Linked DNA regions of Homo sapiens: region 1 is linked to region 2. Evidence: chromatin contacts called from ENCODE Hi-C or POLR2A ChIA-PET data. All regions are on one chromosome and are shown on one strand. The core of a region is the stretch at or near the end of the contact, and the rest is flanking DNA. Distances in the headings are between cores, read along the strand shown. Region 1 overlaps ACER2 (alkaline ceramidase 2). Region 2 has its middle 49 kb from the start of DENND4C.

What was found. A loop is a pair of places that touch in the nucleus more often than their neighbours do. ChIA-PET counts read pairs that join two places held with the same protein, here RNA polymerase II (POLR2A). Pooled maps may share reads with other maps.
Region 1: a loop to region 2 is called in a pooled map, with 4 times the contacts of the local background. The contact joins two enhancer-like sites. A Hi-C loop is called at or near these places in 38 of 168 maps with a recorded cell type or tissue (A673, B cell, CD4-positive, alpha-beta T cell and 26 more), 37 of 37 single-sample maps with no recorded cell type and 37 of 50 pooled maps. POLR2A ChIA-PET finds 5 or more read pairs at or near these places in 5 of 52 experiments (GM12878, OCI-LY7, T-cell and 2 more).

The regions. Positions count from the first base shown.
Region 1 is chr9:19,439,999-19,447,828 of GRCh38, reverse strand. It overlaps ACER2 (alkaline ceramidase 2), which reads right to left. Exons shown (of 6, transcript NM_001010887.3): 5 at 1,411-1,548. Among named protein-coding and RNA genes, the nearest start is that of MAP1LC3BP1, 19 kb to the left of the region's middle. RefSeq lists enhancers at 886-1,632, 571-1,770. Within about 2 kb of position 6,053, at least 4 of the 41 ENCODE cell types and tissues checked have a DNase peak (open chromatin) inside an H3K27ac peak, as active enhancers do; they include B cell, CD8-positive, alpha-beta T cell and GM12878, where a contact is called at or near this core.
Region 2 is chr9:19,178,326-19,185,695 of GRCh38, reverse strand. No RefSeq gene overlaps it. Among named protein-coding and RNA genes, the nearest start is that of DENND4C, 49 kb to the left of the region's middle. RefSeq lists an enhancer at 1,171-1,220. Within about 2 kb of position 1,300, at least 37 of the 41 ENCODE cell types and tissues checked have a DNase peak (open chromatin) inside an H3K27ac peak, as active enhancers do; they include B cell, CD8-positive, alpha-beta T cell and GM12878, where a contact is called at or near this core.

The DNA of each region.
Region 1 (7,830 bases), core at 4,804-7,303, 260 kb before region 2:
GTTATAAAAAATATGTCATTTTATAACTGGAAAGAAAATATGGTTCAACTTTGAAAAACAAAGCAGAAATATACCAAATTCAGAAACACATTAAGTTTGAGTCAAAATTATTACATAGTTTAAATTTCGAATTTGACTTAAATCATGTGTGACAGGGGACTTAGATAAAAATGACCATCTTGAATGAGGTCATATTTACCTAGTGTATACATTTCTCAAAATTCACAATATACACTTAAAATCTGTACATTTTGTTATCTGGAAATTATAACCCAACAAATATATAAACTATATAAATTCACTAGTATTAGTTGAGTTGAATCTAAAAAATATCGAGCAATGGATCCTAAGACGGTAAACTCCAACTTGTGCTGTTTGAATTTTGTCTTTTACAAACACTCCTTGAAGTCCCCAAGTCTTAAATTTAGAGTAGGGTGGGTCTCATAGCAAATATATCAAAGTTCACATGAGCAAGGGAACTTAAGTGAATTCTATCAAATTGTATATTTTTAGCCTATCTCTGGATAGAAGTCAACCTTTTCCTGAATCTAGATCTAACAAAGTTTTTCCATTTCTTCACCACTAGAATTCCTCTCTGGGTTCCTCCTACCTATAGGGGATAACCTACAGCAGATTTCTCCTCCTTGTGATCTTTTGCAATCAGAAGTCCTGGAGGACAGAAAGGAAAGATCACTCTGGGTTTGAGGCTGAAGCAGTTCCTAGGAAGAAAGCCACTCCAATTTCCCCCAGCTTTCTCAGAATCGGATTCTGCATGTATTTTGTAACCCGCTTTTTTTTTTTTAACTTAGTGTATCCTGAGCATTCCAAAGTATAGACGCTCCAATGTGCTATTACTGAACTCCAAGGTTGTTTTCTACAGAAACAGGTGGGTGACATTAAACAATTCACTTTAGCTCTCTGGTCTTCTGTCCCCACTTATAGAAATAATGGAAGAGAATGTCTCTAAATGGCCAGTGCGGCCCCTCCTTGCACTTGGTCTCTCAGGCCCTAAAGGTGGGGTTCCCACTGAGGACCCTCCCAGCCCTCACATCACCTCTTTCCCCAGCTTTCCCCTACCTCTCCCCTCCCCCAACACCTAGCTAGAGCTCAGGTTACAGGTTCAGTTCTCAAGCTCCTTTAGGCTTTAATAATGGAGTTAGAGGTAAAAGACTGCAGACCTAAGCATGACAATCAGGCCTTTCGTTCCGGCTAAGCCTGCTCCCTGGAGTCAATTCAGCTTTTTACAAAGTGTGCTTTCAGTGGCTTCTGAACCATCTGACCGTCCACCTGAGGAGAGAAGCAAGCCAGCAACCCACAGGACACCTGTGCACCACTTGCAGGGTGAACAGAGCCCAACAGCAAGTGCAAACACACCTGTCCCCGGCCACCTCCCCATTAGCAGGGGCTTACCACATGCAGTGCAGGTAGGGGAAGTTGAAGGATGACAGCAGCTCGCAGAAAGCTCGGTCACTGATCCAGCAGAACAGGGCCAGGGTCCACCAGAGGCCCGAGAAGAGGCCCAGCTTAAACACACGCATGTTGTCACACCTGCACGGGGGTCCAGAGAGTCACTCATCGTCAGACCTTGTCTCCACCTCCTTGCTGGCCACCTTTCCTGTGTCTCCTTCGCTGGTTCCTCTCATGCCTACAACCCCAAGACACTGAAGTTCTTACCCAACACACAGTCACTCCACAGTCTCATGGATGTAAATACCATATGTACACAGATGGCTCACAGACACCCTTCCCACCCAGGCTTCTCTCCTGACTCCAGACTCATACACCCAACTACATTTTTGACACGAGCACCCTAATATGGATCTAAATTTAACAAGTCCATAACCTATTCTTCTCCCAATCTTTCTCCTTCTCACATAGCCCACATCTAGTCCATCAGCTCTCCCTTCAAAATATCTCAAACCTGACCTCTTTCCACCACCTCCATCTAGATCCATGCTACCGCCATCTCATCAGAGTCTCCTTCCACCCTTGCCCCTACAGCCAATTTAACAGCCTCCAGCATCTTCCTGTTTAACCAGAGGGAAAGCCAAAGTATTCACAGTGGCCACAAGGCCCCGGATGCATGATCTTCCCTTTTCCCCTTCACCTCCTCTCGTGTGTACTCTTCCCTCTCACTGCCCATACTCAAGCCACTGCAGGATTTGTGCTGTTCCACAAATATCCCAAGCATGCTCCTGCAAGACCATAGCACTCACTGTGCCCTCTTGCCTGGAATGCTCTTCCCTCACATGTAAATCTTTGCTCAAATGTCACTCAGTAAGCCTTTTCCTGATGCTATTTTTAACAATTTCAACACCTGTCTCCACCTCCCAGGTGACTCTCCCTAAGGCCTCCTTCCCTCCTTTAATTTTCTAGGTAGTGATTATAACCTCCCTGACACCCTCTGTGTTTCACTTATGTGTTTCCAGTGTGTGTTTATCCACTGACATGGAATCTGTTTACTGCTGTATCCCAGCACCTGGAAATGTGCCAGACACAGAAGGCACTCAACATGTGTTGAATGAAGGAATAACTTCTTACACACACTGGGACAAAATGGTTTTCTGAAAAAAATGCTAACAGCTCAATGAAAATTTCAATTGCCGTCTTCTTTCCTTGACAAAGACTTGCTCATAAAGTGGGTGAGTTCTACCCCTGGGGACGAACACCTGGGGGCAGCTGGTGGCTGAGCGTCCTTCTTCCCGGAGGGGACCACTCCTGGGTCAGTCAAGATCTCCTATGGGACCCAGAATACAACACGACATCTGCAATTGAGAAGAAGCTTAATTCCTCTTTGTTGAACCCACAGACAGGTGTTAAAAGCCTGACTGGCTAGTGCCCTTCCCAGATGCCTTTCACAAACATCAGCGAAAGCATCAATAAAAGTGGGACAGGTTCAGAAAGACCTGTTCAAAAACAAATCAAAATACTCTTGTAGGAAGGCTAAATACATCCCTTGAAAAGTTTTTAGAAAGAATAGAGGCCGATGACATGGGGAGACTTACATTCCCAGTTACTAAAACAAAGAGATAACAATTTCCATTTCTCGCTTTCGATTACCACTCTCTACCTTGAATGCCTCGCCTTTGGGCTGGTTCCCTCTCAAAAAGAGCTCATCTCTCACCTTGACCCACCCTCTCCTTCTCTCCAGGGCTCAGTCTCCAGGCTTCTTCCCACACACAATGCCAGATACTATAGGTCTCCCCTCAGTGCAAGCTCGTCCACAACCGTGGCCCACAGGCTGCATGCCGACCAGGATGGTTTCGAATGAGGCCCAACACAAATTTGTAAACTTTCTTAAAACATTATGAGATTTTATGCCGGGCGCGGTGGCTCAAGCCTGTAATTCCAGCACTTTGGGAGGCCGAGGCGGGCGGACCAGAGGTCAGGAGATCGAGACCATCCTGGCTAATCCGGTGAAACCTCGTCTCTACTAAAAATACAAAAAAATTAGTCGGGCGTGGTGGCGGGCGCCTGTAGTCCCAGCTACTCGGGAGGCTGAGGCAGGAGAATGGCGTGAACCCGGGAGGCGGAGCTTGCAGTGAGCCGAGATCGCGCCACTGCACTCCAGCCCAGGGGACAGAGCAAGACTCCGTCTCAAAAAAAAAAAACCATTATGAGATTTTTTTTTTTTGCGACTTTCTTTTTTTTTTTCTTTTCTTTTTTTTTTTTTTAGCTCATCAGCTATCATTAGTGTATTTTTTGTGTGGCCTAAGACAATTTTTCTTCCAATATGGCCCAGGGAAACCAAAAGAGCGGACACCCCTGCCTTAGCGCATTCTCTCAGGGCACCCTGCCATGTTCCTTCATAACTCTCATCACAAGTTGAAACTATGAATTTATTATCTGTGTAACATCTGGTATTAAACTAGCCTAGAGGCCGGGAGCTCACCCCTGTAATCCCAGCACTTTGGGAGGCCAAGGTGGGAGGATCACTTGAGATCAGGAGTTGGAGATCAGCCTGGCCAATGTGGTGATATCCCGTCTCTACCAAAAATACAAAAATTAGCCGGGGGTGGTGGCACATGCCTGTAATCCCAGCTACTTGGGAGGCTGAGGCAGGAGAATCACTTGAACCCAGATTGTGGAGGTTGCAGAGAGCTGAGATCGCACCACTGCTCCAGCCTGAGCTTCAAGAGCAAGACTCCATCTCAATAAACAAACAAACAAACAAACAAACTAGCCTAGAATCCCAGAGGAACTACCCCTGTTTTATTCACTAATGTATACTCCATGCCTGGCAACTGTGCCAGGCACTGTTAAATGCTTCCTGAATTAATGGATAAAATTATGCATAAATGGACCCTAATTTGGTAATTTGTAATTTGGGCAGAACATTATTTTTAGATTATTTAAGATTATTGGCCAGGCACGGTGGCTCATGCCTGTAATCCCAACACTCTTGGAGGCCAAGGCCGGGGGATCACGAGGTCAGGAGATCAAGACCATCCTGGCTGACAGGGTGAAACCCCGTATCTACTAAAAACACAATAAATGTGCCGGGCGTGGTGGCTCACACCTGTAATCCCAGCACTTTGGGAGGCTGAAGCAGGTGGATCACGAGTTCAGGAGATCAAGACCATCCTGGCTAACGTGGTGAAACCCTGTCTCTACTAAAAATACAAAAAAAATTAGCTGGGCATGGTGGCAGGCACCTGAAGTCCCAGCTACTCCGGAGACTGAAGCAGGAGAATGGCGCGAACCCGGGAGGCGGAGCTTGCAGTGAGCCGAGATCGCGCCACTGCACTCCAGCCTGGGCGACTGAGCAAGACTCCGTCTCAAAAAATAAATAAATAAAATTAAAAATTAAAAAATAAAAATACAATAAATTAGCCGGGCATGATGGCATGCATCTGTAGTCCCAGCTACTCGGGAGGCTGAGGTAAGAGAATCGCTTGAACCCAGGAGGCGGAGGTTGCAGTGAGCCGAGATAGTGCCACCGCACTCCAGCCTGGGCGACAGAGCGAGACCCCATCTCAAAAAAAAAAAAAGTATTTATTGGGCACCAAATTCCATGCTAGGCACTATAAAATACAAAATAAATAGGCCTCTTGCCTTGAATTTAAAAAATAAAATGAAAATAGGCAAGAACAAATATCAACAAATACATAGACAATTAGTCTGGGACACGAGGATCTATGAACATCCAGTGAAATTAAACCTAGAAAGTTTGGCTTAAGGAACACACCAGAACGGAGAGCAATGTGTTGGAGATGTCCTGCATGGAGGGCATCAACCGAGAGGGAGGTGCCCGGCCGTTAGTCACTGTAAGTGCCAGGACAGGGCCGGCTTGGCATGTACGAGGCAGGAGGGAGGCTCTGTAGAGCCTGGTCTCAGGGCAGCCTGTTACCTTTCTCTGCTTCTAGAAGAAGCAGATCCTGCTAGAAGCTGCTGACCAGCCTTATTTGCACTCGGGGCTTGTCCAAAGCTGCGGTCCATTAGGTTTCACTCCCATTTCTCAGGGCTTTTATCAAAATATCAATGTGAAGTGAAAAAGGGCGGACAAAAATCACATGTACAGCAGGACCTTATTCTACAAGAGAAAAGTCTGAATCTCTCCCATTTCTTCTCTTCTAGACCCTTGATTATATTCTCAATTTTTTCTTAACAATAAAATCACTCCTATAATCAGAAAAAGTATTTTTTTAAATATCAATGTATCTGAGTTACTCGGCAATGTACTTAACACCACCAATTTCAGTGTCAGGTCATGACCCAAAATCAGCATAAACTTTTGTTTTCTCATGGTCTAAGGGAGAGTTCAGAAAAGACAATGGAAATACTTCTCAGGAAGCTGGTTAAAAGAAATGACTAGAAACAAGCTTTAGGAATAAAGGCTAAAGAGAAAGAGAAAGTGAGAAAACAGTTCCTCCTCTATTACCTCTGAGCAAACTAGCGTGCAGTGAGAAACATTCAACTCAGACATAACATCATTGCAGGTGACAACCAGGGAAGATTCGGGAAAGAGGTCTAAGAGCAATAAGGGCATCCTTTTGTCTGGGTATTTTATCAAAGCAGGGAAACAACCGTCTTTTCTTTTCCTGGCTGGGAACTGGTGTGGTAAGTGACAAAGCAGTGAAAAAAGAGACCCCGTCCCTGCCTATGTGAAGTCGATGTTCAGCAGAGGGGACAGACAACAAACAAAACAATATAAATAATATAATTACAATCAGGATGGGTGCCATAAAGGAGAAGTTCAGGGTCCTGGAACAGCATATAAATAGCTCAGCCCAAACTGAAGGATGAGTATAAGTTAGCCAAGCAAGAGGGCCAGAAAAAGGGATGGCATAAATAAGGAAGGGGCTGGGGCTGGCAGGTGCAGGGTCCCCAGAAGAAACAGAAGGTCAGAGTGGCTGAGGATGGAAGGCAGAGGAGCTTCTTGTGGGAGTGATCAGCTCACAGGGGAAGGCTGGAGCATGTCAAGGATTTGGAACTTTATCTTCATTGCAACATCGACTGGTAGAAAAATGACTGTGCTCAGGGCTGGGCATGTGGCTCATGCCTGTAATCTCAGCAATTTGGGAGGCCAAGGAGGGCAGATCATGAGGTCAGCAGATTGAGACCATCCTGGCTAACATGGTGAAACCCCATCTCTACTAAAAATACGAAAAAGTAGCCAGGCATGGTGGCACATGCCTGTGGTCCCAGCTACTTGGGAGGCTGAGGCAGAAAAATCGCTTGAACCCGGGAGGCGGAGGTTGCAGTGAGCTGTGAGATCATGCCACTGCACTCCAGCCTGGGTGACACAGTAGGACTCTGTCTCAAAAAAAAAAAAAAAAAGAAAAAGAAAAAGAAAAATGTGCTGAAATGGCATGTTTGGGGAAGGAAGAGGATGCCAGGTTTCAGGCTTCAGTAACTGGGTAAATGGTGCTCCCCTTTTCTGCAACTTGAAATATGATGAAGAGAATCAGAGCTAGAAAAGGCAGATCAGGAATCTGGGTTTGGTCAAGTTGAATTTGAGATGCCTGTGATACATGGAATTAGACAGGTTAGGCAGGCAGCTAGACACATAATAGTAGAGTTAAGAGGAAGGACTGGGTTGGAGACGTAAGTTTAGGAGTCATCCACATATGTAGAGGAATTAAAGCCACAGAAGTAGAGGAGATCTTTCAGGGGGACGTAAAAAGGGAGAAAAACAGTGTCTTAATCCATGCAGGCTGTTATAACAAAACATTGTATACTGGGTGGCTGATAAAAACAGAAATTTGTTTCTCATAGTTCTAGAGGCTGGGAAGTCTGAGATCAAGGTGCCAGCAGAATCAGTGTCTAGTGAGGGCCATTCCTCACAGATGACACCTACTAGAGCTGTGTCCTCACATGGTAGAAGGGCCAAGGCAGCTCTCTGGGACCTCTTTTAGAAAAGCACTAATCCCATGTAGGAGGGCTCTACCCCCACTGACTTAAACACCTTCCAAAAGGGCCCACCTCCTAATATCATCACCTTATTAATTAGTATTTCAACATATGAATTCAGGGGAGATACAAACATTCAGACCATAGCAAGCAGGGAGTTGAGGGTGCACCTTAAGGGATTCCTACATGCAAAGCTGTGTAGAAAAGTAGGAGTCTACGCAAGAGACTGAAAAGGAGCTGCCGAGAGGTAGTGGGAAAGCCAGGAGGATGTGTTATCACAGGAGCCATGGCAAAGAACATTTCAAGCATGGTGAGGAGAACTAATTGGGCGAGCAGCCGAGAGAATAATACATAAGATACAGGGGGGTCTGAAAACTGATCACTGGGTGTATAGCCTATAGAGAGGGATTTGGGTAACAAAGTAGGGGCAGAAACCAGATTGGCAAGAGTTGAAGAGTAAATGAGAGGTAAGGGATA
Region 2 (7,370 bases), core at 51-2,550:
GACTGAGGCAGGAGAATCGCTTGAACCCCAGAGGCAGAGGTTGCAGTGAGCAGAGATCATACCACACTGCACTCCAGCCTGGATTACAAGAGCAAAACTCCATCTCAAAAAAAAAGAAAAAAGAAAGAAATCAAAACTTAAACACACATTATTTTATTTGATCCTTACAAAAATTCTCTGAGGTAGACAGAAGAGGTTTCTTCCCTGATCACAGAAGAGAAAACAAAGGCTCAAGGAAGTTAATTATTATAACTATTCTACAGCTAATAAGTTGGTTATGCAGTCATTAAGTCTTTATTGAACATCTCTAGCATCCAGGCATTGGGTTAAGGAACCGGGACTCAAGTTCAAATGAATCACACCTCAGTGTTGTTTCTCTTATTTGGAGTAGTTCTTTAATGCATCAGTTTTAAAAGACTGAAAGTTTTAAACTTAGGGTGGCTTTCTTACAACTTAAAACTGTTTAATAGAGAATTCTTAATTCACATAGTATAATATAATATACCCAGCAACATTCTGCAACAGGCCAGGCGCGGTGGCTCACGCCTGTAATCACAGCACTTTGGGAGGCCAAGGCAGGTGGATGATCCAAGTTCATGAGTTCGAGACCAGCCTAGCCAACATGGAGAAACCCTGTCTCTACTAAAAATACAAAAAAAAAAAAAATTAGCTGGGCCTGGTGGCATACTCCTGTAGTCCCAGCTACTGGGGAGGCTGAGGCAGGAGAATCACTTGAACCCAGGAGGCGAAGGTTGCAGTGAACTGCACTCCAGCTGGGACGACAGAACAAGACTCTGCCTAAAAAAAAAAAAATTATGCAACAGTTGACTACAATCAAAAGAGAAAAGTAAAGGTTGACTTTTCTAACTATGGTATTTTGCCTGCTAGGCATTCTAGGTTTTTATTTTAAAAATTTCTTAGGAAACTCCAGCTGTTACAAGGAAGTATTGCTTTTGGTTTAATGTTTTATCCTGCTAGTGCACTCCACCCTTAAGTGATCTTGGTGACTAATAGGACTGGCACCAGTTCTCACTTACCAGATGTGAATTCCACTTACTAGTTTGTTTTTTGTCTTCTGCTAATTTGCAGTTGTAGACAAAAACGGAGTAAAGAAGTTCTTAAAATAAATGAAAATCGGCAATGTAGTCGCTCTTTAATTTTTGAATTGGCCTGGCGCAGTGGCCTCACCTAAGAGTCATATGGTTGTTATGTTCCCTGATGTTAGGGGGCCCTCCCCTGCAGCCCACAGTGACTCAGAAGGCAGCTGCCGAGAACAGGAAGGCCTGGGGTTCATGTGACAAGCCACCAGCCTTTACCAGAGCAAACAAAGTAGGTGGGATGTTCCCCTGTCCCCTGCCCACCAGTTTTATAACACATTTCAGGGCTTTTTTTTTCCCTTCCTCAGACTGCTCTGAATTTTCTCTTTGACCTAATTTGATTTGTGGAGAAATGCTGTCGAAAGGGCCTGCTGAGATTTTGTCCTGGCCTGCCTCACTGAAGAAGGCCAACAATCTGTTTGCATAGCAAGAATGAAAAAAATGTTTCTGTGCTTCAGAGATTACTGAATACTTTTTCCAAAATGAATCTGTTCCTTCTAGCAGGGATCGTTTTGCTAGTTGGGAAGATAAAGCTGTCAATATTCAGTAGCTAATCTCTAGATTTCTTTCTGTGATGGAGTCTAGCTCAGTGCAGGCTGAGGGGCAGTGGCACGATCTCAGCTCACTGCAACCTCCCACTCCTGGGTTCAAGCGATTCTCCTGCCTCAGCCTCCCAAGTAGCTGGGATTACAGGCACGCGCCATCACACCTGGCTAATTTTTGTATTTTTGGTAGAGATGGGGTTTCACCATATTGGCCAGGCTGGTCTCAACTCCTGATCTCAAGTGATCCACCCGCCTTGGCCTCCCATAATGCTAGGATTACAGGGGTGAGCCATCACATGTAGCACCAATCTCTAGATTTCAAGAGACCACATATTGTCACAGCTTCTTGGAGATTTTCTTCACTGGATTTAAGTCATTGTTCTCCAAAGTGTGTTCTGAGAGCTACCTACATTTGAATCATCTAGATTAAGGTATCATCATCTCTACTAAAGGACCTTGTAATCTGTGTTTTTTTTTTTTGAGATGAAGTCTCCCTCTATTGCCCAGGCTGGAGTGCAATGGTGCAATCTTGGCTTACTGGCAACCTCCGCCTCCAGGGTTCAAGCAATTATCTGCCTCAGCCTCCCGAATAGCTGGGATTACTGGCACCCGCCACCACACCCAGCTAATTTTTGTATTTTTAGTAGACATGGGGTTTCACCATCTTGGTCAGGCTGGCCTTGAACTCCTGACCTTGTGATCCACCCACCTCGGCCTCCCAAAGTGGTGGGATTACAGGCGTGAGCCACTGCGCCCGGCCCGGAATCTGTTTTTAACAAGCACTACAACTCCCCAGAATTCTTTTTTTTTTTTTTTTTTTGAGATGGAGTCCCTCTCTGTGGCCCAGGCTGGAGTGCAGTGGCGTGATCTCGGCTTACTGCAACCTCCAGCTCCTGGGTTCAAGCAATTTTCCTGCCTCAGCCTCCCGAGTAGCTGGGGTTACAGGCGCCCACCACCACGCTGGCTAATTTTTTGCGTGTATTTTTAGTAGAGACAGGGTTTCACCATCTTGGACAGGCTGGTCTTGAACTAACCTCATGATCCACCTGCCTCGGCCTCCCAAAGTGCTGGGATTACAGGTGTGAGCCACCGCACCGGGCCAAAATTTATTTTTTTGCACAAAATTAACTTAGCTAAATCAGAGTTCACAAGCCTTCACTGGTAATGTGACCCACAGGAGAGAGTCCTGGGGCAGAGGAGGAGTCTTGTTTATGCCTTTCCTGTTTCCATTCCTGTACTCCCTGTCCCTGCCAAAATGCCATTTCTGATAGTGTTGGTCACTGCAGAAGGAAACAGGAAAAAACAGGAAGGAACTGAGGAAACTTCAGTGTTCCCTCTTGATTACAGTAGTGTGGGAAACAGGCCTGGGTTTAGAAAGCAATGCAGCAGAATGCTTAAAAATCATTCACAAAGCTTGGTAAAACCACAGACTCCCCTTCTCCCCATTCTAATTAAGTGGGTATGCGGTGGGGCCTCAGAACCTATATTTGTAAAAATACCTACAGTGATTCTAATGCAGGTTGATCTGGGGGTACATCAGGATATTTCTTATTTAATGTACTGGAGCCCAGAGCTAGAAGTCCCCTTTGACAGCTGTCTTCAAACTGTCGGCACAAAGACCTAAAGTAATTTTACAATATAAAGACATCTGGGTTCTCTAACTGTCACAGGGCAACTCCCCAAACTGGGGATCAGCCCAGGAGGCCATAAGGGTTCTTGACTTTTGGCAGAAAAGAATTAAGGAGGCCATGGTGGCTAATGCCTGTAATCCCAACACTTTGGGAGGCTGAGGCAGGTGGATTGCCTCAGGTCAGGAGTTCGAGAACAGTCTGGCCAACATGGTGAAACCCCATCTCTACTAAAAATACAAAAAAATTAACTGGGTGTGGTGGCATGCACCTGTAATCCCAGCTACTCGGGAGGCTGAGGTAGGGGAATTGCTTGAACCAGGGAGGTGGAGGTTGCAGTGAGCGGAGATCATGCCACTGCACTCTAGCCTGGACAACAGAGCAAGACTCTGTCTCAAAAAAAAAAAAAAAAACAGGAGCAAGTGGACCGAATAAAGTGAAAGCCAGTTTATTAAAAAGTAAAGGAATGAAACAGTGGCTACCCCATAGACAGAGTAGAAGCACGGACTGCTGGACTAACTATAGTTATGGTTATTTCTTGATTACATGCTGAAAAGGGGGTGGATTATTCATGTTTTCTTGGAATGGGGTGGGGAGTTCCCCAGAACTGAGGGTCCTCCCCATCTCCTACTCTATAGGGTAACTTAGGGACGTTGCCATAACATTTGTAAACTTTCATGGTGCCAGTGGGAGTGTCTTTCAGGGCGCTGATAATGCATTAGAATTAGCATATAATGAGCAATGAGAATGACCAGAGGTCACGTTCTGTTTTTTTTTTTTTTTTTTTTTTTTTGAGACAGTCTTGTTCTGTCACCCAGGCTGGAGTGCAGTGGCGAGATCTCAGCTCACTTGCAACCTCTGCCTCTCAGGTTCAAGCGATTCTCCTGCCTCAGCCTTCTGAGTAGCTGGGAATACAGGTGCCCGCCACCAGGCCCAGCTAATTTTCGTATTATTAGTAGAGACGGGGTTTTACCATGTTGGTCAGGCTGGTCTCGAACTCCTGACCTCGTGATCCACCCACCTCGGCCTCCCAAAGTGCTAGGATTACAGGCGTGAACCACTGCGCACGTCCTCCAGAGGTCACTTTCTTTGCCATCTTGATTTTGATTTTGGGAGGGAGCTGGCTAACTGTTTTGTTTTTTTGTTTTGTTTTGTTTTTATGTTGCCAGGCTGTTCTTGAACTCCTAGCCTCAAGCGATCCTCACACCTTGGCTTCTCAAGTGCTGAGATTACAGGCATGAGCCACCACACCCAGCCCTTGGCTGGGTTCTTTACTGCACCCTGTTTTATAAGCAGGGTCTTTGTGACCTACGTCTTGTGAAACAAGTCCTGCCAAATTCCTATCTTATAACTAGCCAGCATTTAGTTTTAGTATATTCTGTGTTTGCCTTAAGATAGTATGTACATTTTCCCCTAGAGCAGCAAAAAAGAAAAGGATAGTGTATATTTTGTATTTCAAAGAAATACTGGGGCTGGGTGCTGTGGCTGACATCTGTAATCCCAGTACTTTGGGAGGCTGAGATGGGTGAATCACCTGAGGTCAGGAGTTTGAGACCAGCCTGGCCAATATGGCCAAACATTTTTTCTAGTCTCTGCTAAAAAAAAAAAAATTAGCCAGGCAAGGTGGCGCCTGCCTATAATCCCAGCTACTCAGGAAGCTGAGGCAGGAGAATTGCTGGAACCCAGGAGGCAGAGGATGCAGTGAGTCGAGATGGCGCCACTACACTCCAGCCTGAGCGACAGAGCGAGACTCCATCTCAAAAAAAAAAAAAAAAATACTGGCTAACATCTCTACAAATAAATGAACCATTTGATAGGAACATTACTTTCATATGATTCCATTAAAAATATAAACTTTGGCTGGGCATTGCGGTTCATGCCTGTAATCAATCCCAGCACTTTGGGAGGCCAAGGCAGGTGGATCACCTGAGGTGAGGAGTTCGAGAGCAGCCTAGCCAACATGGTGAAACCCTGTCTGTACTAAAAATATAAAAAATTAGCCAGGCATGGTGGCACACACCTGTAATCCCAGCTACTCAGGAAGCTGAAGCAGGAGAATTGCTTGAACACAGGAGGCAGAAGTTGCAGTGAGCCGAGACCCCACCACTGTACTTCAGCCTGGGTAAGAAGAGCAAAACTTTGTTTAAAAAAAAAAAAATTAGCTGGGTGTGGTGGCACACACCTGTAATCCTAACTATTTGGGAGGCTGAGGCATGAGAATCACTTGAACCTGGGAGGCAGAGATTGCAGTGAGCTGAGATTGTGCCATTGCATGCTAGCTTGGGCAACAGCAAGACTCTTGTTTAAAAAAAAAAAAAAAAATCATGGTGGCTTGTCAAGTTTTGGAAATTTCTCCTTAATGGTTTTTCCTAACATATTGCTTTTAGTATGTCATTCTGTCACTGCTTTCCTCAAAATCTTCAGTGGGACTTCACTGCCTACTTATTAATTTCCGTCGGCTAGTGTTTGAGGCCTTATGACTTTATCAGTCCACCTTGCCAGCCTCACTTTTTTGTTTTGTTTTGTTTGAGACAGAGTCACACTCTGTCACCCAGGCTGGAGTACTTTGGCACAATCTCGGCTCACTGCAACCTCCACCTCCCAGGTTCAAGCGATTCTCCTGCCTCAGCCTCCCAAGTAGCTGGGACTACAGGTGCCCACCACCATGCCTGGCTAATTTTTTTTTTTTTTTTTGTATTTTTTGTAGTGTCAGGGTTTCACCATGATGGCCAGACTGGTCTCGAACTCCTGACCTCAGGTGATCCGCCATCTCGGCCTCTCAAAGTACTGGGATTAAAGACATGAGCCGCAGTGCCCAGCCAAATTGATTCTTTTATTTTTTATTTTTATTTTTATTTATTTATTTGTTGAGGTGGAGTTTTGCTCTTGTTGCCAAGGCTGGAGTGCAATGGCATGATCTCAGTTCACTACAACCTCTGCCTCCCTGGTTCAAGCGATTCTCCTGCCTCAGCCTCCTGAGTAGCTGGGATTACAGGCGCCCGCCACAGCCGGGCTAATTTTTTGTATTTTTAGTAGAGACAGGGTTTCACCATGTTGGCCAGGCTGGTCTTGAACTCCTGACCTCAGGTGATCCACCCGCCTTGGCCTCCCAAAGTGCTGGGATTACAGGCATGAGCCACCATGCCTGGCCTATTTATTTATTTTTTGAGACAGAGTTTCACTTTTGTTGCCCAGGTTGGAGTGCAATGGTGCAATCTCAGCTCATTGCAACCTCTGCCTCCCATGTTTAAGTGATTCTCCTGCCTCAGCCTCCTGCTTTTAGAAAGCATTTTACAGGAGAACGGGCGCAGTGGCTAATGCCGGTAATCCCAGCACTTTGGGAAGTTGGAGGCAGGCAGATTGCTTGAGCTCAGGGGCTCAGGACTTTCCTGGGCAATATGGTGAGACCCCATCTCTACTAAAGATTGTTTTTAAATAGCTGAGTGTTGTGGCGAGGGCCTCTAGTCCTAACTACTCAGAGGCTGAGGCGAAAGGATGCTTGAGCCTGGGAGGTCGAGGCTGCAGTGAGCCGTGATCGCACCACTGCACTCCCGCCTGGGTGACAGAGTGAGACCCTGTCTCAAAACCAACTAATAAAAACAAAACAAAAGTATTTTAAAGGATTTCTCCTATTTAAGTCCTTATTCATATGCTTGAAAATATGTGGTAAAGATGTTTTAGTTGTAGGAAAAATGTTGGAAGCAATCTAAATGTCTATCAAACGAGATAATGGTTAAATTATGGTACATCCTGTGATATACCATACAGATTAGAAAGAATGAAGTGGATCTCCAGATCCTAAAGAATTTGATTCTTCAAAATTAAGAAAATCTGTCCAATTAAAAATACTTCAGGGGTGGCAGGGCACGGTGGCTCAAACCTGTAATCCCATCACTTTGGGAGGCCAAGGCAGGCGGATCACCTGAGATCAGGAGTTCAAGACCAGCCTGGCCAACATGATGAAACCCCGTCTCTACTAAAAATACAAAAAAAATTAGCTGGGCATGGTGGCGTGTGCCTGGAATCCCGGCTACCCAGGAGGCTGAGGCAGGAGAATCGCTGGAACCCGGGAGGCAGAGGCTGCAGAGAGCCAAGATCAC